Linked DNA regions of Mus musculus: region 1 is linked to region 2. A link is a loop called in an ENCODE intact Hi-C map of the cell type or tissue named here. Cell type or tissue: gastrocnemius. All regions are shown on one strand. Each heading gives the region's core, and the rest is flanking DNA. Links, peaks and the distances in the headings are about the cores only. Region 1 overlaps Tango6 (transport and golgi organization 6). Region 2 holds the start of Has3 (hyaluronan synthase 3).

Evidence for each region. A loop is a pair of places that touch in the nucleus more often than their neighbours do. Peaks named below come from ENCODE experiments on the same cell type or tissue, not always from the same donor. Only the 100,000 strongest peaks of a DNase experiment are listed, where the experiment ranks them.
Region 1: it touches region 2 in a loop (7-fold over the local background); 6 of 42 quality-filtered maps call a loop at or near these places.

The regions. Positions count from the first base shown.
Region 1 is chr8:106,814,161-106,826,481 of GRCm38, forward strand. Tango6 (transport and golgi organization 6) reads left to right here. Exons shown (of 18, transcript NM_173037.1): 17 at 4,296-4,409. It overlaps Gm34197 (a long non-coding RNA gene), which reads right to left. Exons shown (of 3, transcript XR_387997.4): 3 at 11,437-12,321. Among named protein-coding and RNA genes, the nearest start is that of Gm34197, 27 kb to the right of the region's middle. In gastrocnemius, for the core only: no CTCF peak of the experiment used is centred there; a DNase peak (open chromatin) is centred at 2,492; H3K4me3 peaks cover 676 bases; H3K27ac peaks cover 3,242 bases.
Region 2 is chr8:106,861,986-106,874,156 of GRCm38, forward strand. Has3 (hyaluronan synthase 3) reads left to right here and starts at 8,851. Exons shown (of 4, transcript NM_001331048.1): 1 at 8,851-8,966; 2 at 11,923-12,171. The coding sequence starts at 11,923. In gastrocnemius, for the core only: CTCF peaks have their summits at 8,800 and 10,174; DNase peaks (open chromatin) are centred at 6,422, 8,227, 8,809, 9,184 and 2 more places; H3K4me3 peaks cover 3,376 bases; H3K27ac peaks cover 3,519 bases.

The DNA.
Region 1 (12,321 bases), core at 2,353-10,352, 50 kb before region 2:
TTGGGAAGGAAGAGAAGAGGTTCATCTTCCATCTTCATACTGGGAATTCAAGTTTTTCTTCTTTGTTGATGTCAAGATTTGGCCTGTTTAGCGTACATTATCATTTTTTCCACACTTTCTTGTTCATGTTAAACACTGTGTTGCTTGAAACCAAATCTTGATAGGCTCTTTCATCTTTATCACACTGTGTGAAGTAATGTGATCTTAGTGCACCACAGGAAGAGGCCTGTCCTCAATCCAGCAAATTCGGTGTGCCCCAGGCGAAAGGCCTTTGAACAGTCTACTTAAAGAAATGTGCAAAATTCCACATACTTGAGCTGTGAATTCTGGTACCAGGTTACTGTTTATAGTAATTACTTTTCTATTGCTGTGATAAAACATGACTGAATTAACCTTTGTATGAAGGAGTTTATTTGGTCTTACAACTGGAGAGAGCTGGTGGTGGAGTGAAGGCATGGTAGCAGGAAGCTGAAGGCTTACAGCTTTTCATCTTTCTTTCCTTTTTCCTTTTTTTCTTTTTTTGAGACAGGGTCTCTCTATGTAGCCCTGGCTGTCCTAGAACTTTCTTTATAGACCAGGCTGGCCTTGAACTCACAGAGATATGCATGTCTCTGCCTCCCAAGTGCTAGGATCAGAGGTGTGAGCCAGCACATCCAGCAAGGCTCACATTGTGAACCATAAGCATAAAATAAAGAGAGCAACCTAGAAATGTTGCGAGGTGAACACTCAGAGCCTACCCCCATTGATGTACTTCCTCCAGCAAGGTCATACCTGCTGAGGGTCCCAACAGCACTATCAACTGGGGACCACGTATTCAAATGCCAGAGTCTTTGGGGGTATTCTTACTCAAGGTTCTCCACCATCAGTGTAGTTTCCTACGTGGCAGGGTACCTGAGAGGAGACCTTAATGCTTGGGGAGCCCTGAAGAAGCTCAGGTCGCCATCATGGTTCCTAGCAGACTGAGTGAGTCAGGTGAGCTCATAGCAAATGGTGGCTTGCAGTTCCCCAGTGGACTGAGCGTCAGACACTTTAGCACACTAACTGAATTGTAACAAACAAAGCTCTGGGGAAGGGAAGAAAGACAGCTGGGATATTGCAGTCGTGTTTTCTTGGTTCATACCCCAACTCCAGTGGCTTCCCTCCTGGATGGTCCAAAGTCGGTTATTGGCAATTTTGCCATTTGATTGGTTATGGTTATGTTTGCATAGTCTTACTTATACTTGGTGTGTGCCAGCTCTTTGGGGAATGATGGTTTTCCATGATTCAACCTGTGAAGAAAAAGCCTTTAGCAGTCTTGTTTATTAGAATTCGTACACTGACTCTTGGAGCAAGTGTCATGGATTAACACAAAATGATTTCTGTCCTGTGGGAGAACGTAGAATTGGAAAGTGGGGGTGTTATACCAATTCATAAATTAGTAAAGATCTTACATCATGTCTGTGGTTCAGCGAGACTTCTAGAGATGGAAGGCAACAATGGGCCTGTCCTTTGGAGTTGGAGGTGAGAGACAAGCCATGGAGTAGCTGGTCAGACTAGACAGGTAGAAGGTGACAGACAGCCTTGCAGTCTCCCTGTGTCTTGTGTCAGACAGAAGCTCATGGCAGCAGCCTACAGGAAGCTGCATGTAAGCTGGGCCTTAGGCCTGGCCTGAGCGAAAGGAGCTATTTCAGCCTTTAAATAGCACAAGGCCATACAAAAATCTCAGGGCCTTGATAAGCCATTGCATATTCGAAGGATGTGGTCCTGGTGGCAGAGGTATTGAAGAAGGTCCATGGGACTCTTCCATTCTCAGGTCCCAGGCAGTGATTGCCCTGCTGCGGCCTGCCATCCCAGCAGTCCCTAGAGGAACACAGTTCTTTCCACTTTACCTTCAAGATACCATAGGGACTGAAGAATTAACTGTAAAGAGAAAGCCCTTTTCCAAGCAGGATGCTTCTCCCTGGATATCCAAATGCTAGCTTAACAGTGAGAGCCAGGCTCTCTCACTGAGAACTGAGGCACAGGGAGGCACCAGTAGGCTTCTAAAAGGGGAACCATGCTCGCCCAAACTGGAATCATGGCTCTCAAGCTAAACCTTGAGAGGCACAGACAAGCATGTAGGAGCCTTGGCTTAGGAGATTGTTCTGGGTTGGCTTCCTATGTTATGAAAGTCTGGAGAACTTTCATGTGTCTGGAAAGACACAGCCTAGCTGTAACTTGTTTCTCCACCTTCAGTTCCTATCTTGTAAATACTAAGCTTGAAAGTAGAGGTAGCTATTATATTGTTGCCTCTTTGGAGGTGGTCCAAGGAATTCCTCCTAGGACTAAAATGCTTCTACCGTTAATGCCAGGGGCATGGAAGTTGCTCCTGCTGGCCTTGGGTTGGGAGTTCTAGGTCCAAAGCAGAGAAGTAGCTTACTGGATCTTACTGAACAATGGCTCTCCGTAGGTTGCAGTTTCTCTAGGGCTTGTCTTCCCTTCCAAACTGCACGTTTGTGTAATGGATGCGCGACTTGACAGAATGCCAGCGCATGGCAGATGCAATTATATTTCAGAACAAGCCTCCTCCTTCTAATCTCTCTGCCATCACTGATTAATTAGATACTTTGAACTCTGCCCAACTGTTTGAAAGCTGTGAAAAATACAACCTGCATAGTTAAAATTTCTACACAAGCCAGTTTCCTCATTGTGCCTGCATTCTCCATGCTTTGAACATAATAAGTATTTATACATGTTTTCTAATACACGATCTGGCTATTTTCTTATCACGGCTAAAATTCCCTCCACTGTTAGCCAAGAAGTGCAAGCACACAATGAAAACCTAATAGCAAAACTATGTGAGAAACCAGCTTAACAGTTTAGACAAACTCACAGTCTGTTAGTACCACGTGACACACAAGTCCTGCTTGTCATCTTGAAACTTGCATGGGTGCTTCAGAAAAGCTGGTTGTCTCTTTATTGAAGTTTTACAGTATTTTTCTGCATTATGACAAACAGTGGTAGGTTAGGTGGTACAGGATTAGAGAATCTCTCTTTCTCTGTCTCTCCCTTCCCCTCCCCCTCCCCCTCTCCCACTCCCTTTCCCTCCCTCCTCCCCTCCCTCCTCCCCTCCCTCCTGTGTGTGTTCCAGCTTCAAACTCAGGTCCTCATGCCTGTACAGCCTGCAGTACCAACAGTGCTACCCCCAGCCCCACACTGCTCTGTTACATACAATTATTAGGTATGTATATATGGCACCAGTGCGTGCGTGTGTGTGTGTGTGTGTGTGTGTGTGTGTGTGTGTGTGTGTATCCGAGGACAGTGTTCAGGGGTCAGTTCTTCCCTTTCCCCTTTCTGTGGGTTTCAGAGATAGAGCTCAGGCCGGCAGGCTTCAGTAACTCATGCCTCCACCCATTTAACCAGCCCACAGCACCATGTTTTACAAGTAGATTCCTTTCTGAGATACAATTGTCAGGGCCTGAGTGCTAAAAGATCTGTTCCACAAAGGAAGGAACTCAGGCAGAATCAATCTCTCTCTCTCTCTCCTTCTCCCCCTCCCCTCCCCTTCCCTCTTTCCCTCTCCTTCTCACCCTCCCCCTTCTCCTCTCCCTTTCTTTCACTCCCTCTTCCTTTCTCTCTTCCTCTCCCTCCCCCCTCTCTTCCCCTTCCCCACATCCCCATCCCTCCCCCACCTTCTCTTTCTCTTTCCTTCCTTCTTGTGTGGGCACATTTCACACTCGGGTCCTCGTACTTGAAACTGGCTGTGCTGACTTCCCAGAGTGGACACTAGGTTTGCAGGGCTGGGTGGGCAGCAGAGGGGAAGGAGTCTCTCTCTCCTCCTAACCCTGTGCTGCACAGAGGCTTAAGAACATCTGGCCGGGAACTGACACTCCTTAGCTAGGTCCTAGCACCTACCATGACCAGTCCCTCCTTCCTCTGATGTGAAGTTCCGAAAGACGAGCACCTAACACCCTTTCCCTAGGTTTAGAGAGAATCTTGCATTTTGACCTTTCCTTTTTTCAAAAACTCCCTGGTTCCATCCATGAATTTCCAATCAGATTATGACCTTTTCCAGGAAAGCTTGTCTATACCAAACCTCTGCCACTAAATCTCAGCTTCTTCTTTTTTTTTTTTGATTTTCCGAGACAGGGTTTCCCTGTGTAGCGCTGGCTGTCCTGGAACTCACTTCGAGGCTGGCCTTGAACTCTGAAATCCACCTGCCTCTGCCTCCCAAGTGCCAGACTGCTCCTGAGGACTGTGACTGAGAGAGACAGTTGGAGGCCTGTAGGTAATTATGCAACCCTGATTCCTCTTGACTTCTCCCATCTCCCTCCTAGGTGACAGCCTGCCTGATTGCTGTGGCTAAGACAGACAATGATGTTCAAGTGCGCAGAGCTGCAGTCCACGTAGTTGTGCTGCTGCTTCGGGGACTCAGCCAGAAAGCAACAGAGGTAAGCCCGCCTCCCCTTCCTTCCGTTGTCCTGATATCCAGTCTTCTTGTACAGGTCCAGCTCAACCCTTTTCTTAGATATGAGCTGGTCAACAGAGTTTTCATCATTTGCATCTCCAGCTAGAGTCTCTGCAGTGCATTAGAGTTGCACGGTAACTGACTCAGGAAAACCACACAGGCTTACCGAGGCCCTGAGTCCTGGCACTCTCGCGGGGCAGGTTCCAAGGTGAGCTTGGAGTGCAGTCACCGTGCTCTGCAGTCTGAACTCTGGTGAGTGGTATTTCTGACTCACTCCGTTGTTCATGCTTAGGCACAAGAGGCTTCATGTCAGAGACTGGCTTCCTTGCCAGGCCTGACTTCAGTCCATACTTCCACTGTGGCACTTTTTTCTTCCTTCAGGGGGTTTGATTGGACCTCTCCCTGGTGTATAGCTAATATAGGAAGAAAGTTTATGCATCCGAATGTGTGCCTAGATCAAGTGACCTCAAATTAATTTCTTTCTTGCTTCTAATGGAACCGCCTTCCCAGCTGATTTCAGATAGAGCCTGCATTAATAATTCACTTGCTGGCACACACAGACTCATCTGTGGCCTGCACATCAGTATTTAACCAAACCTCCAGGAAGCCATTGTGAGAGTGATTGTTCTGCCACACAGAACAGCTTTATTCATGCTTATAGTTACCGTGTCAGGTTGCGGAGGCCTGTTTGTACATGTAGGCACTCTCAGTCACCCTCTTCCCACCTCACACAGCCATGCTTCCTCCATCAGTACCTCCTTGCCATTGTTCAGCCCGGCAGCTGAACTTCCAAAGGGCCACTTCCCTGATCGTCACCCTCAGCTGCGCCTCTCTGCCTGCCCGCCTTCTCATGCGCCCTGTCTGTGGTGCGGGTTGGCCTGAATGAGCTCATGTGGCATGAACTTGTTTTAAAAGCCTGACTATCGTGGCCTCAACAAGTAAGGATCTGTTTTTGTCAAGTCTCAGGAACCAAGGATAGCAGGAGAGACAGTTCTAGGCACATTTACACCCTTTGGGGGGGGGGGCAGTTTCCTAGAATCACCACCCCTACCCCACCCCAACTTACTTTTGTTTTATTCATTAGCCAGAATGCTCACCTAACCACTCCCCACTGTAAGGTATCTCCATGTTGCAGTTAGCTGGCACATTTCTGCTTGGAACAGAATCAAAGTTTAGTTAGCAAAAAGGAAGGCAGGAAATGGATATTGGGACTGTGGCTAATAGTGACTCAAAGGACGTGGGGAGAAGGGTCTGGCTGAGTCACCAAGCTTCTCTAGAGGAGCAGTGTGCAGTGATGGAGTTCTCAGGGACGCGTGCACCATGACCTGACAATTCATAGAATTAAATGAATTATAAATTCTCAACAAAACACAGCTCTTATGGAAAACCTGTTGTACACATGAGAATTAAGAAACATCTGTGTTAGGTGGGTGGTGGTGCACGCCTTTAATTGTAGCACCAAGGGGCAGAGGCAGGTGGATCTCTGAGTTCCAGGCTAGCCTGGTCTGCAGAGCAGCCAAGGCCACACAGAGAAACCCTGTCTCAAAACAATACAATGCAATACAATACAAGAGAAAAGAAAAAGAAAGGTTTGCTGTTTTCTGTCTTAGTTAAGATCCACAGGGCTGGGATGTAGCTCAGCGGTCTAGCACCTGCCCAGCACTCAGCACAGGAAAAGCCCTAGACTCAATCACCAACCACTCAAGAAACAACTTAGGCTAGGCTTAGTGTCAGATATTTAAAATCCAGCATTTAGGAAGCAAGGCCGGTGGATCATGAGTTTAAGGATAGCCTGGGCTACAGAGCAAGAGCCTACCTCAAGCACAACACAACTTGTGAAGCTTTTGGCAAATATATCATGGTCCCCGTGTTGTTCTTGTTGCTGTTTTTTTTTTCCTTTTGGGGCCAGGGGTTGATTTACATGTTCTAGTCTGCACTAAACTATGTCCCTACTCAATATCACTATTCATATAAATTGCTAATAACTGGGAAGATGGGGTGAGGGGAATATCGGGACTCTATATTAAAATCTTCTATAAGCCTAAAATTAATTAACAATAAAAGTCGGTTTAAAGGCTGGACACATGGCTCAGTAGTTAAGATCATGCGCTGTTCTTGCATAGGGCCCAAGTTTCATTTCCAGTACCCATATTAGTCAGCACCCTGCTTCCTGTAACTCCAGCTTCAGCCAGTAGGATATATATCTGACCTCAGGCACACACAGATACACATCTACACACAAATAAATAATAAAATATATTTAATATTAAGTTACAGCTTTGTAAGGAGAAATCTAAGCTCAGTGTGTTGGTTTACCCTCGTAATCCCAAAACTTGGAAGCTAGAAGCAGGAGGGACAGGGGTTAAAGTTCATTGTCTGCTACAGAACAGGAGCTCCTGGGCCGCATGCATTCAATGAAGCGGATCTCTGAGACTCTAGCTGTGGAGTGTAGCTTACTTGGAAACCTCATACTTCGTGGTTAAAGGCCCTGATTTTGACCCCTAAGGCCCAAAAAGAAAAAATTCTGTTAGTTCATGAATCCTTAGCAAGTGTGAGTTACAGTATGCACACATGAACACACACAAAGGAGAATGTGTATGTGTGTGTGAGTTAGAGAGAAATGATGGGCTTGCACAGTGAAAGATGAAGCGGAAACTCCAAGCCAGCTGTGCTGTCGTGTGCCTGTGATCCTGGCACTCAGGGGTTGAGAGCAGGAGGATCAGGTGGCTGCGCTGGCTACATGGCAAGGTCAAGACTGACATGGGTTACAGGAAGGGAAATGAACGGAAACATTATCCTGGTGTCTCTCGTCTGTAACTAGCTAATGGAAGCAGCACTCTACCTCGTCGAACAGGAATCAGCCTGTGGTCTTGCAGATCTTTGTCACTTTCAAAATGTGGTGTAGACAGGAAATGCCTCTCCTGTTCTCCAAGCCTCATTCTACTCGCACTCACTGAAACTTATAGGTTGTGCTTACGCAGTGAGTGAAGGAAAGGAAGGAGGACGGAAAGACTGTCTCCCCACTGCATCCCTGAGACCAGGTGTGTGGAATCTTGTAAGCGTGGTGTGATTACACCCGGGGCGCTGTAATGAGTGGAGACACTGGCCAGAGCTCACGCTGACATTTCTCCTTGGAGCTGTTTTGCCCCCCAGGAACAGCTGAAGTGAAAACCCTGCTCTGTTGGTGAAGTTGTGTATTTTCTGTTCTGTCCCGCTCCATCACTGTCTCTACAGCTACAGCCAGAAGACAATGCTGGGTTTCATCTGTTGCTCATGGATGTGAAGCCCAGAACCTGTGGTGATGGCATCTGGACAGGGAGGGAGAGGGATAGAGCAGGATAAAGAGGGAAGCCACCACTGCTCTTAGTTCACGAGGCAGTTTTTAGCTCATTCCCATTTGAAAGTAGCCAGAGTTTTGTTTTGTGGCAGTCAACCCAAAATCTGTATGCACTTTCTCATAGGGGGGAAGATGGGTCTCTTCTTAACTTTGTTTTAGCTTTAGATGGTATCTATTTAATTTACAGCATGACAGTTAATAAGCCAGAAGTTACCTTCTTTAAACTCCTATCTACCTAACCTTATTGAAGGATAAATTTGCTAAGAATACCCAGGAGAGGCGGCATGGCCTGTTCGGACCTGTAACTAGTGTTGCTTTCAGAGGTAAGAACAGCCTTCTTGACACAGAAAGAGCGAGCTGGGCAACAGGGTAAAGAGGTGGCACGTGACTCCCACCCTCTTCCCATGTTTGATCTCTGCCCAGGGACTTGCTCGTTCTATGCAGTAGTCTAGAATATACACATTCATAAATTTATTCCAAAAACAGTAATTAGGGCAGTGGACGTTGGGCACTGTCCTGTGACGCTGGCACTGCTTCCCAGAGCAGCCACACAGTCTGTGTGATACAGTGAGCGACCTGCCTGAGAGAGGGAGCAGGCAGGTTTAAGAGGCATCCAGGCTTAGAGGGCTGACTGTGTGCACAGGAGTGTCTGTCTTCTTGGCTTTCACTGCAGGGACAAAGTTAAGAAGTTATTTGCTGAGGCACACAGTACTGTAGGGACATAGCAAGGAGGACTTCTTAGCCCATACTGGAAGGAGTAGTCTAAGACAGCAAGCTGGTGAGAAGAGACTGACAATCTGAGAGAAGATGCAGAGAGCAGGTCCCAGTCCTGTGTGTTTTTGTCTGTGGCTAACCTCTGAAGCAGGCAGTATAGCTGCCTGCTTTACAAAACAAAACAAAACAACCCAGAGAATCCGGAGAAATGGCCAGGTGAGTAAGAGCACTGGATGGGCAAGCATCTCCCTGTGACCCCAGCTCTCAGCACAGGAACATGTGTACTGAGGGGCAAGGCAGCGAGGACAGGATGGCCAGGCCACCAGTTTAGCTCTAGGTTCAAAGAAATGAGAGAGCAAGGGGGTGGAGGGAGAGTGAGCTATACCCCTGACATCCTCCTTTGGCCTCTGCACATGTAAACAGGTACATGTACACATACAAGCACACATGCACACATGTGTAGTCATATACACATATGCACATGAACCACATTCAGTGCACTGATACACAACACACATAATCACTCACACACAGAAAATAAATAAATAAATATGTAGCACAGTGATGGAACACTGGCTTACCATGCACAGGCCCTGGGTTCAGTCCCCAGCACTCCAAAAAGACAAAAGGAAAAAAGAAAGATGCATCCTTTGGAAAGCAGGATTCAGGGTTTCCATAACTTCACATTTCTAATACCTAAGGTACAATTCAAAATTGCACAGGCTGGGGCTGGCTCAGCAGTGAAGAGAGCTTGCTGCTCTCAGGAAGGATCCAGGTTCGGGTCTTGTCACTGGCATGGTGGCTAACAACTGTCTGGAACGCCCTCTCTGGCCTCCAAGTACATTCATTGCACACTTGTGCTACACAAACACATAAAATAAAAAATAAGTAAACCTTTTAAAAAAGTTACTGGATGTATTTAAAAGAAAAAAGAGACAATGAAAAAATAAATCAGTTCAAAAGTAGAAGTTACCAATTCTAGGAACAAAGGGTTTTGTTTCTTTTTAAAGTACTTAAAAGTAAATGCTTTAGCAGAGCCAAGGCTATAAGGAACCTGCCTGTTATTTCCAGTGGGAACGAAACACCAATGCTCACTGATTCTGTACTCAGTGACTTTATAAAGTGTAACTACCATGAATAATGGAGAAATGGAAATAAAGCTACATATATAATAGGAAGAAGGGAGCAGCCGGGCATGGTGACACATGCCTATAATCTCAGCCCCAAAGGCAAAGAAAGACAAGAGGATTGCTCAAAGCCAGCCCAGTCTACACAGCAAGCCAGAACTACGTAACAAAACTCTCAATTAAAAAAACAAAAACAAAAACCTGGCTGTGGAGGGGCCACTGGTAGGATATGTTGAAGAGGGGCTCAGGAGTTCCAGGCCAGCCTGAGCTAGACATATTAAACAAAAAAAGGCCTGGTGATGCTCACCTGTAACACTAGCCCTGGAGAGGCTAGAAGAGGTAGGAAGAGCTTTGTGAACTCAAAGCCACCCTGGTCTGCTCAGGGAGTTCTAGACTATCTATCTATCTATCTATCTATCTATCTATCTATCTATCTATAGTGAGACCACGTCTCAAAACAAACAAACTAAAGTGATTTAGTGTTGACTATAAAGTATCTACATAACTTGTGCCTTCCGCATAGTTTTCCCAGAAGAACTATGACAGCTTAGCTTCTTTTGCATGTAGTTTGCAGTGACCAAGCATTTTGTTCTGAAGCTCATGTGTGAAGAGGTATGTAGTGGTACACATCTGTAGTCTTGGCTCTGGGAGACTAGGCAGGAGAGAATTTACCTGAGCCATCTTAAAACCTGCCTCAAAAGACCAAAAAGAAAATTCCTCCTTCCAGCCCCTAACTTTAACGCCAACAGAGTACTCTCTCTCTCTCTCTCTCTCTCTCTCTCTGTTATGTCTAGTGGGAGATCAGCAGTAGACTTTGGAATTCATTCTTTCAAAATGAGAAAAAAAAACAATTATTTTCTTTTTTTTTTTTTTTTTTTAAAGATTTATTTTATTAATATATGTAAGTACACTGTAGCTGTCTTCAGACACTCCAGGAGAGGGCGTCAGATCTTGTTGTGGATGGTTGTGAGCCACCATGTGGTTGCTGGGATTTGAACTCTGGACCTTTGGAGGAGCAGTCGGGTGCTCTTACCCACTGAGCCATCTCACCAGCCCACAATTATTTTCTAGTATGTATTTACTGTGGGGGCTGTGCATGCCACAGCGTGTGTGTGTGTGTGTGTGTGGGGGGGGGGGTTATAGGACAGCTTTCAGGAGTTCATTCTCTCCTGCTAACATGTAAGTCTTGGGGCTCAAACTCAGTCATCAGGCTTAGAGGCAAGTACCTTACCCACTGAACCATCTTGCTTCCTGGAGGAGGAGGGAAGGAAAGATCTTAACAACAGGTCATTTATTTGAAAATAAAGCAAGCCTGCAGTTTCTACAGGGGTAGGTGTTTGGTTTTATTAATTTGATGGTTGAGTCAACTTCTGAATCAGATGCAAGCTTTCATCCTGCAGTGACTTTTTGTTTCAAGTACAGCATTGGACCGTTTTGTTGGATTTTGTTTATTTGGTTGGTTGGCAGTTTGTTTTGTTTTGTTTTGAGACAAGATCCTTTGTAGCCCAGGCTGACTCAAAACGCACTATGTAGCCAAGGATGGCCTTCAACAGGATCCTCTGCTTCCATCGCTTGTGTGCAGGGGTTACATGTGAAGACCACCATGTGTAGCTTTTGTTTTTTGAGCTGGGGTGTCTTAGTCTTTATTGCTGTGATAAAACACCAAGACCAAAGCAACATCCTGAAGAAAGGGTTTATTTGACTTACACTTCCATATCACTGTTCATCATTGAAGGAAGTCAGGGCAAGAACTTGGGGCAGGAGCTAATGCAGAGGCCATGAAAGTTGCTTATTGGCTTGCTTACTTGTCTTGCTCAGCCTGCTTTCTTATGGAAGCCAGGACTAACCAGCCCAGGGATGGCCCCTCCCCCATCAGTCACTAATTAAAATAATGCACAGGTTTGCGCACAGCCCAACCTTATGGAGGCATTTTCTCAACTGAGGCTCCCTTCTCTCTGATGACTGTTGCTTTTATGTTAAAGCAATGACATAAAACTAGCCAGCACACGGAACCTCTATAAAGCCCAAACTAGCCTAGAACTCACGATGATCTGCATCTGCCTCAGAGTGGGATCACAGGAGTGTGCCATCATAGCTGACATCCAGTGTTAGGCTCTGGTGGTAGAAGCCTCCCTCTTAACATTGTTATCCGGAAGGCACGAGTGTCTGTACAGTTCATACTCAATAAAGACCAGGCATTTAATTATTAATTTAATTAATAAGAATTAATCTTGTGTCCGGCGTTGTTTGTAGTGTCATTGGAGTTAAAAGTTGTCATGGGATTTAAAAGTAACTTAAGTTTCTAAGTTGTCTTTTGCTGGTCTGTGTACTGGGCGCTGTCCGAGGGGGTCTGAGGGGCTCTGAACCAACTGGAGCTGGCAAAGAGTTATCGATTTCTGAGGGAAAGCCAGAGTAAGGTGGGCTGTTGGGCCTCTTCCGTGGCTCCCACTGCCCCAGAGTTGGTGGCAGGTGGCAGGAAAGCTTCAGGAGAGAAAACTTCCCTGGAGCATTACGGCACAATAAGACAGGCACACTCAGGTGATCTTTGGTGTCTTTGGCGAAATAACTCCTGCACTTTCTTCCTTGTGGCTAGGACTTTATAAACATGTTGGGTGGGTTGGGATCTAGAGGCAAGTGCTTTCTATTGGCTTGGTCTGAGATGTTAGGGATACCTCCTCTGTATGTGGAAGGACATCAGGTGTTGTCCCCTATGTGAC
Region 2 (12,171 bases), core at 4,172-12,171:
GAATGTTCCCAAGGGACATTGCCCCACTATAAATTTACAAATGTGTTTGCGATTGTACAAGGAATAGTTATATCATGTTAGGCATATTCATGACCTTGTTATTATTTCAGTGGACACGAGATATTATTTTTTTTTAAAGATTTATTTATTAATATATGTAAGTACACTGTAGCTGTCTTCAGACACTCCAGAAGAGGGAGTCAGATCTTGTTACAGATGGTTGTGAGCCACCATGTGGTTGCTGGGATTTGAACTCTGGACCTTCGGAAGAGCAGTCGGGTGCTCTTACCCACTGAGCCATCTCACCAGCCCCACGAGATATTATTTGTTTCAAGCTGACAAGGGGTAGATTGTAGTGGCTATTCCTGGTTGTCAACTGTGACTATAGTGGAATGAACTATAATCCAGAATTGGAAGGTTTACCTGTGATCTTAATCTGGAGGCTGGGAGATATAAGTTTCTGACCTGGATCTTGGCATGGAGATCTTGAGGCATAGTGGTTATGAATCTCAGAAGATTAAGACTGGGAGATCTCTGAGTTCAAGGTCATCTGGGATTAAAGGCGTGGGGGCACATACCTTTAATCTGGGCCACCCCCTCCTGCTGGAGACCTACGTAAGGACGTTGGAAGAAGGAAGATTTACTCTCTCTTTTTCGCCTGCTTGCCTTGTGGGACTGAGCAACTGCTAGATCCATGGATTCCCATTCACAGCTGCTGCAGACCATTCATTGTTGGGAGTTGGACTACAGACTGCAAGTCGTCAACAAATTCCCTTACGATGTAGAAACTAACCATAAGTTCTGTGACTCTAGAGAGCCCTGACTAATACAGTGGGTGAGCTAGAAAACCCTTGGGGGGGGGGGCGACCATCGGTCCGGAGATGTAGAAAACTGGAGTATCGGGAGCTATTCAAGAAAAGGCAGTCAGTCTACAGTATAGCTGGGAGCCACGGGAACCTCTCCCTTCTGGGGACCTGGAAAAACTCCTGGGCTTTTAAGTGGTTTATGAAATGACGTAATGCTTCATCTTTACTGTGTACCTTAGGAGCTGAAGCCGGCTCAGAATAGTGCCTTGGGTGGGGCTTTTCTGGGTGCAGCCCAGTCATCACACGCACAGGTAGCCACCTGGTGCTGGAGAACAAAGCCATCCTGCGCTTCAGAGCCTCTAGCAAGAATTTCCTGCATATACACAATGCACAGACGGTTTCTGGACCACACACCACTCTCAGAACTTCAAAACCCACAGCCACAATATGAATCTTAAAGACAGGCCAACCTGAGCCAGATGTGTTAGTGCAGGCCTGTAAGCCCTGCTCTTGGGAAGAGGCAGGTGGGTCAGGAATCCAAAGTCATCTCTGCTTCAGAATGAGTTCAAGGCCAGTGTCGGCTGCATGGGACCCTGTAACAGAATGAGCGAGGGGCAGAGGAGTGAGCTGGGAAAGTAGAAAAAGTTAATGCTGATATTCAAAGAACTGGGATGAAATGATTTCCCCACCCCCATCCAAAAGTCTTGTTCAGAGAGTTCCAAAACTAGAGCCCTCGAATCAGTCAAGTGGCTATTTCCCCATGGCCAATACCAGGTCCATGTAAGTCTCTGGACTTTCCCTCCTGAGCCTCTGGAGATCCTTCACCCATACTTTATATATATACACACACACACACATACATATATATATTTGGGTTTTTTTGAGGCAGGGTTTCTCTGTGTAACCCTGGCTGTCCTGGAACTCACTTTGTAAACCAGGCTGGCCTCGAACTCAGAAATCTGCCTGCCTCTGCCTCCCGAGTGCTGGGATTAAAGGTGTGGGCAACATTTAATTGGGGCTGGCTTACTTGTTCTGAGGTTCAGTCCATTATCATCAAAGCAGGAAACATGGCTGGTAGTGTCCAGGCAGACTTGGTGCTGGAGGAGCTGAGAGCTCTACATCTTCATCTGAAGGGCGGGCGCTAGGAGAAGACTGGCTTTCAGGCAACTAGGATGAGGGTCTTAAAGCTCACACCCACAGTGACACACTTCCTCCAACAAGGCCATGCCTATTCCAACAAAGTCACACCTCCTACTAGTGCCACTGCCTGGACCAAGCATGTTCAAACCACCACAGTCAGCCAGTACTCTTGAGGATCTGTGTCTCCAGCCCCCTCATTGTTGGATTTGGGGATTTTGGTTTTTTTAGGTTAGTTCAAACAGGTGCCTATCATTAAGGCAGGCAATGCCAGACGACAAGGGGTCTGCACTGTTCTTCTAGCTCTGGAGGGGCCAAGCGGGCTGCCTCTCACTTGCTTCTTGGTGCAGGAAATGGCCTTGCAAATAATCTCAGCAAGGAGTACCCTTGGGATGTGCACTCAAGCCTGGATGCATAATAGAGTCACTTGGGAAATGTAAAATATTCAAGCCTCAGGCCAGCCCCAGTGGCTTGAAGAAAATTGATCTAGGATGGGTTCCAGCCATTACTGTTTTTAAAAAAGTCCCCTGGGCTTTAGAAAAATCTAAAACAGACAGGAGTGAGAGCCATTGCATTGGTGTGCGTGTGCATGTGAGTGCGTGTGTGTGCATGCACGTGCAAGCAAGCTCTCCAAGTCAGCTATAAGAGGGATGGATTTTATTGAGGAGTCCATTCCCATACAGCCACGGGGATTGCAATTGCCCTTAGCTCTTCGAATGCTTTTGAACGGTTCAGTTCCCCTGCGACAGCGATAAACACTGCTCTTAAGCAAGAAAGAGGACAGACAGCAGAAGTGCCAGCATCGTAGGAGTTATTTATAACTGATGACCTGAAGATATGGCTTAGTGGTAGAGCCCTTGCCCTGCATGGGTTCAATCCCTGGTACAGCAAAAACCACCACCAACAAAAAACACTTGGACATGGTGGTATTCCACTAACATAAACCAAATGATCTGAGAGGCTGACTACACACAGGGTCGTACCATGAAAGTCTGGGGAAGTGTGTGTATGTGTGTCCACTTGGTGTCACAATAAGTTATGTGTATGTATAGGTGGGGACACAAACTACTCAAATAGAGTAGGTTTTTAACTCCCAAAGGAGAGAGACACCTTCTTTAGGGAAAGCTTCCTTCCGGGAGACTTCTGCAGCCCGTTCAGCATGCTCTGTCCTGATGGTTGCTGTGTTGTCAACTTGACACAAGCTGTTAGGGAAGAGCCACCCCAGTCAAGACGGTGCCTCTCGGTAAGCCTGATGGATGGCAAGTGACACTGCAGCATATAAGAAAGTAACATGAGCAAGCCGCGAGGAGCAAGCCAGTGAACAGCGGTCCTCCATGCTTCTTCAGTCCTGCATCCAAGTTCCTGCTCTGAGTTCCTGCCCTGACTTTTCTCAGTGACAGAGTGACAGAGTGTGTCCCCGAGAGTGGTAAGCTGAAATAAACCCCTTTTCCCCCCAAGTTGCTTTTGTTCGTGGTATTTTATCACAGAAATAGAAACCCTAAGACACTGCCCATCCCTTATCCAGGATCCCTATGTAACTGTGCAGGGAGGGGCACGGGGGCTCTGAGCAGCTGGTGTGTACCAGGCAGCCCTGTGTCCTTCTGTGGTTCTCACAGGTGCCTGAAGAGCTGGCACAGCTCGGCACGAGCCCCTCCCCTGCCAACTCCCTCAAAGAACAGTGAGGAGATTTCCATATGGCCAACCACCCAGGGTTTCTGCTGCTATATACGCAACACAGGGCTCCCGGGCTCCGGGCTCTGGGCTCCGGGCTCCATTGCTTTCGCTGTAGACTGAGGTTTTGAAATCTTTCTCACCCACCTGGTTACAGCATAGAAGGGATGTCTCAGAACTCAGAATTCTAACCATTTAGAAATGACTTGTTGGGCCTGTGAGGCATTTCAACAGGTAAAGGGTGCTTTCGATAGACCCACCAGACCTCAGTTTGACTCTGGGGACCCACATGGTAGATGGAGAAAACTGATTCTCACAAGCAGTCCTCTGATCCCCATATGCCATAGCATGCCTTCTGGAAAAAAGACAGAAGGGAAAGATGGCTGCACAAAGCCTTCTGTCCATCTGGTATGACCTAATCCTGATCTTCAAGGCTGCATGAAAGAGCCTGGCTGCCAGCAGAGCAAAGGACTCTTAGTTTAAAACAAATGCAATTCCCCATCAAAGGCAGGAGTTGCAACTTTAGCCAGGCAAGGTGTCCCCGAGAGGAGCGAGCTACAAAACTACAGCTTTGTCAGGCAGTAGCTGCCTTGCTGTACTCAAGGCACACACTCTCCACTCTGAATAATGTGCTAAGTCAAATTGTGAAGTGTACTGTCTCAAGAGAAGGAAAGCACTATCACCCAGTAGAGAAAACAAAGCCACTATTTGATTGGTTGGAGACAGATGGGGGACTTACTATGTCTCCAGGCTAGTCCTTTCCTTTCCTTTCCTTTCCTTTCCTTTCCTTTCCTTTCCTTTCCTTTCCCTTTCCCTTTCCCTTTCCCTTTCCCTTTCCTTTCCTTTCCTTTCCTTTCCTTTCCTTTCCTTTCCTTTCCTTTCCTTTCCTTCCCTTTTTTCCCCTTTCTCTTTCCCTTCCTTTCCCCTTTCCTTTCTCCTTTCCTTTCCTTTTCCTTTTCCTTTCCTTTTCTTTTCCTTTTCTTTCCTTGCCTATTCTCTTCTTTCCTTTTTCTCTTTTCTTTTCTCTCTTCTTTTTCTTCTTCTTCTTCTTCTTCTTCTTCTTCTTCTTCTTCTTCTTCTTCTTCTTCTTCTTCTTCCTCTCTCTCTCTCTCTCTCTCTCTCTCTCTCTCTCTCTCTCTCCCTCTCTTTCTTTGGGACAGGATATCTCTAGTATCTCTAGCTCTGGCTACCCTGGAACTCTCTATGTAGACCAGGAGGCAAGCCTCAAACTCACACAAACCTGCCTGTGTCTACCTCCTGAATGCTGAGATTAAAGGTGTGTACCACTATACCTGGCTCAGGCTAGTCTTGAACTCACAGGGTCAAGTAATCCTTCTGTCTCAGCCTGCCCCAGCTTGGGGGAAATCTCTCTCTTTTTAAACACTTCATCCTGCCATCCTCTGGGCCCACAGTGGGTGACACTGTCACCTTCTGAAAGCAGCACCCACAGTTCTTATCCCCACCCCCTCTCAGCCCTCTGCTGGCTGATTCGCCTCTCAGACCTCTGAGTCCTGATTCCCATCCTTACCGATAAATGTTGCCCGTGACCCAGTCTACCTGTTAGCAGTGCTTGTAGCCTACTAAACAACTCCAGAATCCTTGCTTGGTATGTTAAAGTCACACACAGTGTGGTCCTTAGCCACCCTCTTTTCAGAGCGGCCAGACTCCATCACTAGTCACAGCTGGAAGGTCTATGGGGTAAATGTCTTGTCTCAGCCAGGCCTCCCTTTGCCACTCTGCACACATGCCATTCTGCACACATTCCTGCAGTTTGTCTTCCTAGCTAGAGTGTTCTCCATGGACCTCTGTCCAATTCATTCTAGCCCACAGAGACCTCTCTTCTGATGTCCTCACTGCTCCAGGTAGATCTCCCCATCATCACTAATGATAACCAGCTGTGTGGCACATGCCCGCCATCTCAGCACTCTGGAGGTTGAGGCAGAAGGATCACTAAGAGTTTGGGGGAACTTGGGCTACACCTGGCCTCAAAAGTAGGCAGGATGAGGAAAGAAGGAACTGCCTCTTGGGACAACTTAATTTTGCAAGTGGATTGTCTTCAATATGGATAGTCGACGTGTGGCAACTAGCCTCAGGCCGCCTGCCCTGAGCAGTTTCCCATGTGAGTTAAGTGAGTGTGGCAAGAATCTTCTGAGCAGCCGGGCATGGTGGCGCATGCCTTTAATCCCAGCACTCGGGAGGCAGAGGCAGGCGGATTTCTGAGTTCGAGGCCAGCCTGGTCTACAGAGTGAGTTCCAGGACAGCCAGGGCTACACAGAGAAACCCTGTCTCGAAAAACCAAAAAAAAAAAAAAAAAAAGAAAAAAAAGAAAAAAAAGAAAAAAAAAATCTTCTGAGCAAGATTGAGGGGCTTAGTGTCTGCAAAAGTCAATTCTTCAAGTCTGAATAGATGTTTCTAAGTGACTAGATATGGAATTAACCCCATTTCTACATCCCTAGTACTCGGAGATAAACTCCAGGCATTAATGTAGCAGCCCCTGGACCACTTTACAGTGAAGGGATAATGCAAACAGGGACCCTCAAACTGGATGCTAATTATTGCAAATCCTCCCTGGCACAGGCAGCCTTTACAAAAAAAAATGGTAAAGACAGTTTGTATTTTCCTGATCATACCAGGTCCTGGTCCTGCACATCAGAATGGAGCAAAGTCCATTGGTATAGGCAAGTGCTGACTGTCCTAGCTGGGCCCACTGTTTCTGGGGAAGGTCTTAATTGACTGGCAATGATGTGCTGAACCAGCCCCACTCTAGAGCCAGCAGAGTGGTAAGAAGCCTAGCGGGTCACAGTTGGAGCCTCAGAAACTGACACACACAAGCTGGCCCTGGAACAGTGGCAGGAGAGGGAATGTGCACCCAGAGAAGCCATTCTGGGGACAGAACTGGACCTTTTCAAGATTGCTGCCCCATTCCTTGAGCCTCTAAACAGATCGATTCACAAGCAGCCAATTGGCAGACAATGACTGATGCATTTTGCCTGACCTATGGGATGTTTGTGTCCAACATCTGAATTAGCTGCTAACACTTAAAAATGAAGAGATTTCACGTGCAAGACTAAATTTTTTTGGTTTCTCCAAGTGGCTAGGCTAGGCCCTCCCATCACAGGGGGGCGAACTTCTGTATGGGGTATCTCCTCTCCATGGGGCCAGTGCACCTAATTTTGCCTCAGCCCAGCTTGTTTTCCTTGATCTAAAATGTTGCATATTACAACTCTGGGAGAGAGGAGGGAAGATCAAAAGGATCCCTAAGACCCTGGCTTCTCCAGACTTGAATGCCTCTGGGCGTGGCATGGGTGGCCCCGGCCTCCTAGGATCTGTAATAACAGATTTATCTAAACACCAATTAGAAACTGCTTGTAACTGAACAGCTGGATTGGCCGGATGAAGCCATCTCAGGCTGAAGTGACTGTGGCTTGTCATGTACTCTCTCGAGGACTCTGCAAATCTTGGAACAGTCCTTCCTCTACCTCATTTCTACCATGGAGACATTGAGGTTTATACTGTCACAGCCCGTAGTAAAACAAGCTGACAGACTCCTGAGCAACCCTCTTTACCCAGACACTACTTCTCTGAGTATCTATTGCAGGCTATAGCAGGGCCCCTCTGACCATTGGTAGCTCAGCACACATGACAACATGGGTCAATACCAGCCGTTATTTCTATATCTTATCTATTTATCGTGGATGTGTATATCATTGTGTAGAGGTCAGAAGAGGACTTGAGCTAGTTGGCCTTCTCCTTCCAACATGTCCCAGAGACTGGAACTCAGGTTTGGTCCAAAGTGTCATCACTCAAAGAGCCATCTCAACAGCCTTTAAGAGCACACTCTTTGGAGCTGGGGCTAGAACTTTGACAAAGCATGCACAGAGCTCAGGATTCAGTCCCCATCAGTGAATAAACTGGGTGTGGTGGCCCTCATCCTTCTCTTCGGAGTTAAAGAGGATAAGAAGTTCAGGTTTATCTATCCTTGGCTATATGGGAAGTTCAAAGGCCTATCCCGGGCTACAGACTCTGTCTCAACAAAACAAACTCACTCACTGCCCAGCCCTTTAGCCCATGCAGTGGTGTTTCTCCTGAATGAAGCAGGGTGAAAGGTTTTGATTTTGTCTGTCAGGGTGGGAGTGGGCGGAGCAGGGGCCCAGGGTGGCTGTGTTGTGGATTCTGTGGCTAAGTGACCTATGGGCATGTCTGAGAGGGATGGCTTCCTGACTGGAGCAGCTCACATGCCTATTAAATTGTTTCCGCCTGCGAAGTTATCTCTGACGGTTGGAGGACCCATAAATTCATTTTTAAAACTAGTCTTTAATTACAATTTCTCTTCAGGTTTTTCTGAGATGTAAAACCTCGAGATCTCCAGCTGGTTCTAGAGTTTCTACCTCTAACAAACACTCTTCTCCCCTGGACTCCCTCTCGGCTTCACCTCACCGGAGGAGTCTACACCAACTTCCAGGGACCACGGAACTGCCAGCGAGGATGTCGGATGGGGACCTAAGAGGTCGGGACGTGGGAAAGAAAGGTGGGGAGGAAGAGCCGTTTGGGCTTTAAGACCGGAACCTCCTGGATTCCTGCTAGACCAATCTGCAGCTTTTGCAAACAGCCTTAAAGTCATCAGCGCCCCGCTGCGGAATTCAAAGCTCAGCTTGTCATAATAGTTAACACCTTCTTTGACCAGCCTCCTTTTATTTGACAATTTTTCTTTTCTGTCCCTCTCTGTTGCCACCGGGAAGGTTTTTAGGGAGTCCCCTCACATAGCGAGCCGCCCCTTGGCGTTCAGAAGATTTTCTGGGGTAGCCCGTTTGCAGGGTGAGTAGGTTTCCAGGTTTCGGGAGCGGGGCGTGGGGGCGGGGATGGACATGAACGATTTTGTAGGTCCCCACTGGTCATCCGGAAAGTTAACGATGCTTCAGGTACTAGGCTAGGGACAATGACAGCCTTTCCAAGGCTGCTGGCCCGGAGGTCGGCGTGGAGCAGCTGAGCCTTGGGCTGCACTGGGGGTCCCTAGTTTTCTAGAGGCAGAGGTTGCGACTCTCGATTCGGAGGGGCTAGGTCCACGACAGACCCCGAGTCTGGCGAGCGCCAGCCGGTGGCCGGGCACCGGGCGCTCCCGCGGGCTCCGGGAGCCCTCCCACTCTTGCCAACTTTCCCTGCCCTGGTGCCGGAGGAGGGCGCCTTTCCCAGTGGGTCGCGCGCGATACTTAAGGCGGCTCTGCTGGGCAAGGCGGTCGTCAGTCGGAGCCCCAGCGGCACCGTGGAGGCAGTGCGCGGCGGCGGGAGCCGGAGGAGGAGCATGGAGCCGCCGCGGGCCTGCTGAGCACCGGAACGCCGGCAGCCGGCGGCACGGTGAGCGCACCCAAGGGGCCGGAGCCTCTTACCGCGACCTGGGGACCCTGGGGCTCCGGCCGCTCAATGCTTCCCGGCGGCAGTCGCTTGCACCATGTTCCCTACCCCCTCCTCCCTTTCTTCCGACATCCTGGGCTCCCGCAGCCTCTCCTCCCTTCCTCCCTTGCGGCTCTTGTTTTGTGAATGAATTGGGGGTGGAGGGAGGCTGTGCGGGGAGCGAGGCTAGAGTGCCCCTCCCCCCAACTCACGCCCGCAGGGGGTTCACACCTGCGGGGACACCGAGATCTCCAGCGATCTGGTCCCTACAGCACAGGTTTGTGAGATGAGTTCCTCCTCCTTGCCGGTTCAGAGAGGTCCAAGGGTGCCTAGGAGAGATTGGAGGAGCTCCAGCCGCTAGTGCAAGTTTCTGTACTGCCGTGCGTGAGCCCGGCTGCAGGGCGCACCTGTCAGTGGGAGAGTTGCTGTTAATCTTGCAGCCCTCAAAGTTCTACTGCTGGGTAGGGAGGTGTGCGTCCTTGCCTGGAGGTTTTTATTTCTTTTCATTGTCCTATGGGACATGGATCCCGTAAAGCGCCCCCACCCTCGTGCCCTTGAATCTAAGTGCGCCTTAGCTAGCCTGGGCGAGCTTTCTTGGATCTCTTTTGAGAGGATGGAGGAAGCGGCCCAGGATATAAGATCACATTCTGGTTAACCGGCTTGGGGAAATACAGTGTCCTCTCTGGGCAGAGGACCTCAACAAGAGCCCGTGCCAGAGCCTGACTGTACATAGAATATCCAGCTGCAGAACCTTCCTGGGTCTTCTGTAGGGAGATGGGTACCTCTTAATTCCTGAGGGGGAGGGGGTCTGGCCCCCGGATGGAGGGGGCTGGCAACTGCAGGGATGCTGCCTTTGTTTGCAGGCACTCCTTTGCCAAGGTACCTGGGGCCCTGAGAAGATGAGTAGGGTCTGGGCTGGCAGTTGTTCCTTGGCTTTTCCGTTCCTTCCCAGCAGAGTCGTGGGAAACCTGCACGTGGGTGTGGCTGTGTGGCTTTAGCCAGCGGGGTGAAGCTCAAGCCGGGTGAGGAGCGTGGCGAGAGCTTCCTTAGCTGCCTTGGACCTGACCGGACAGCCTCTGGAACTGCACCGAGGCGGGGCGCCAGGACGCAGGTTGCTGGGCCAGCCACAGCACCTCCCGTCCCTTCCCAGAACGAGGCGGGCAGTAGGGCCCGCAGCGTCCCCTATGTATCAGCTCTAGCTGGAGACTAGGCAGGGGACGTATGCCTGGGGCTCCCTGAGCTGGGTGTGTGCAAGGAGGGCTGGGAGTCCTACAGAGGAAGCATGCGGCGGCTCCCGGGGCTGGTAGGGCAGGCCGCCCAGAGGACATGCTTCCCGGAGAGGCCAAGCTGCCAAGAGTTCTTTCCAATCTACACTGCTGGAAGAATGCTTTTGCGGATTTAAGCAGTGACTGTTCCGCACCCATCCTATGTGATGGATATCTCTGGCAGCAGAGTCTATTCCTATTGGGATGGTGCCTGGATTCAGGGAGACCAGGATTGAAGCAGGTTTCCGAAGTGAGGGGTCATTGTCTAAAACAAGGATTCTCCAATCTGGACAGGTAGCTAAAGAGACAGGAATGGAGGGCAGCCGCTCCTTCCCACACTGCTTCCTAACGCTCCCACCTGGGAAAGCCCTTAGGGGCTAATGTGCATCCATTGTCAGGGAAATTACCTGAGATCTGAGAAGCAAGGAACCATTAGCATCCCTCTTGGGGACATGGACAGTAAGTCTTTGGGCAAGGTCAGGAAGCCAGGAGGCAGTGGAGCGTGTCCAAACCTTGGTCTCCGATGTCAAGTCCTGGGCTCCTCTCATTAATGCACAGTTGTTCCCAACAGGATGGGGGCTAGAAACCCCAACTTAGTTACAAATGGGAACCTACACTGTTTGAGTGGCTGGGCCGGAAACATGCCGGCAAGCCTACCAGGACACTAGGACCAAGTAGGCGGAGCTCCCCAGCAGCCTTCTCTGCAGTGCTTGCTGCAGTCCCCTATAGCTCAGTTGCTGGTCTTACAGCAGGGCTGTCCACACCCCAACTCCCCTCTCCCATCTCTTGGCCTTTTCTCCTGCCTCTCAAGTAAAGAAAACAGTGAAAGCCAACCCTGCGCAGTGTCTTACAGAAGGGTGGAAGAGAGAAATGATTTGTGTCTGTCTGCCTCACACCCCTTTTACATCCCCTGCCCCTGTTTTCTCCATGGGCCTTTTGCTGTGCTGGGAATGGTCCCCTCCCAGGGTACACTTAACACTTAGAGGTGGTAGCTGTAGGCCTTGGGCTGCCCCCTGACCCATCTTCTCCCACACTGCCTGTAGAGCTGTCCCCTCTATGCCCAATGTCCCCACAGAAGCTTATGGATTAAGAGCTTTGGGTCAGGTAGATCACACCTACCATATCCCAGGGGACTATCTGGCTTGTCTGTGATCAACACTATTCTACTGCCCTTACATGTCACGTGTTTGCTCCTGGAACATGCTATGAGGTTAGTTGTATAATACATTCTATGGGTCAAATAGCTGAAAGGGGAGTGGGTCAGTTAGAAATGTCAGAACTAGGACTTGAACCCCAGCAACTTAGGCTCTGAATTTCCAGTGGTCTTAAGTCAAGTTCAGTAAGAAATAATGGTTTTTAATAATGGGTCATTTCTTTTGTCTTGGGCCTATCTTGAGAATGCTCAAGCTTTTTTGACAAGAAATGCTGAACTTGCTGGGCAGTGGTGGTGCACGCCTTTAATCCCAGCACTTGGGAGGCAGAGGCAGGCGGATTTCTGAGTTTGAGGCCAGCCTGGTCTACAGAGTGAGTTCCAGGACAGCCAGGGCTACACAGAGAAACCCTTACTCGAAAAAAGACCAAAAGGAAAAAAGAAAAGAAAACAAGAAATAAATGCTGTCCCTGCCTGATCCACTATCTCTTTATCTTGTTTTTAGATGCCGGTGCAGCTGACTACAGCCCTGCGTGTGGTGGGCACCAGTCTGTTTGCCCTGGTAGTGCTGGGAGGCATCCTGGCGGCCTATGTGACAGGCTACCAGTTTATCCACACAGAAAAGCACTACCTGTCCTTTGGCCTCTACGGTGCCATCCTGGGTCTACATCTGCTCATCCAGAGCCTGTTTGCCTTCCTGGAGCACCGTCGAATGCGCAGGGCAGGGCGCCCCCTCAAGCTGCACTGCTCCCAG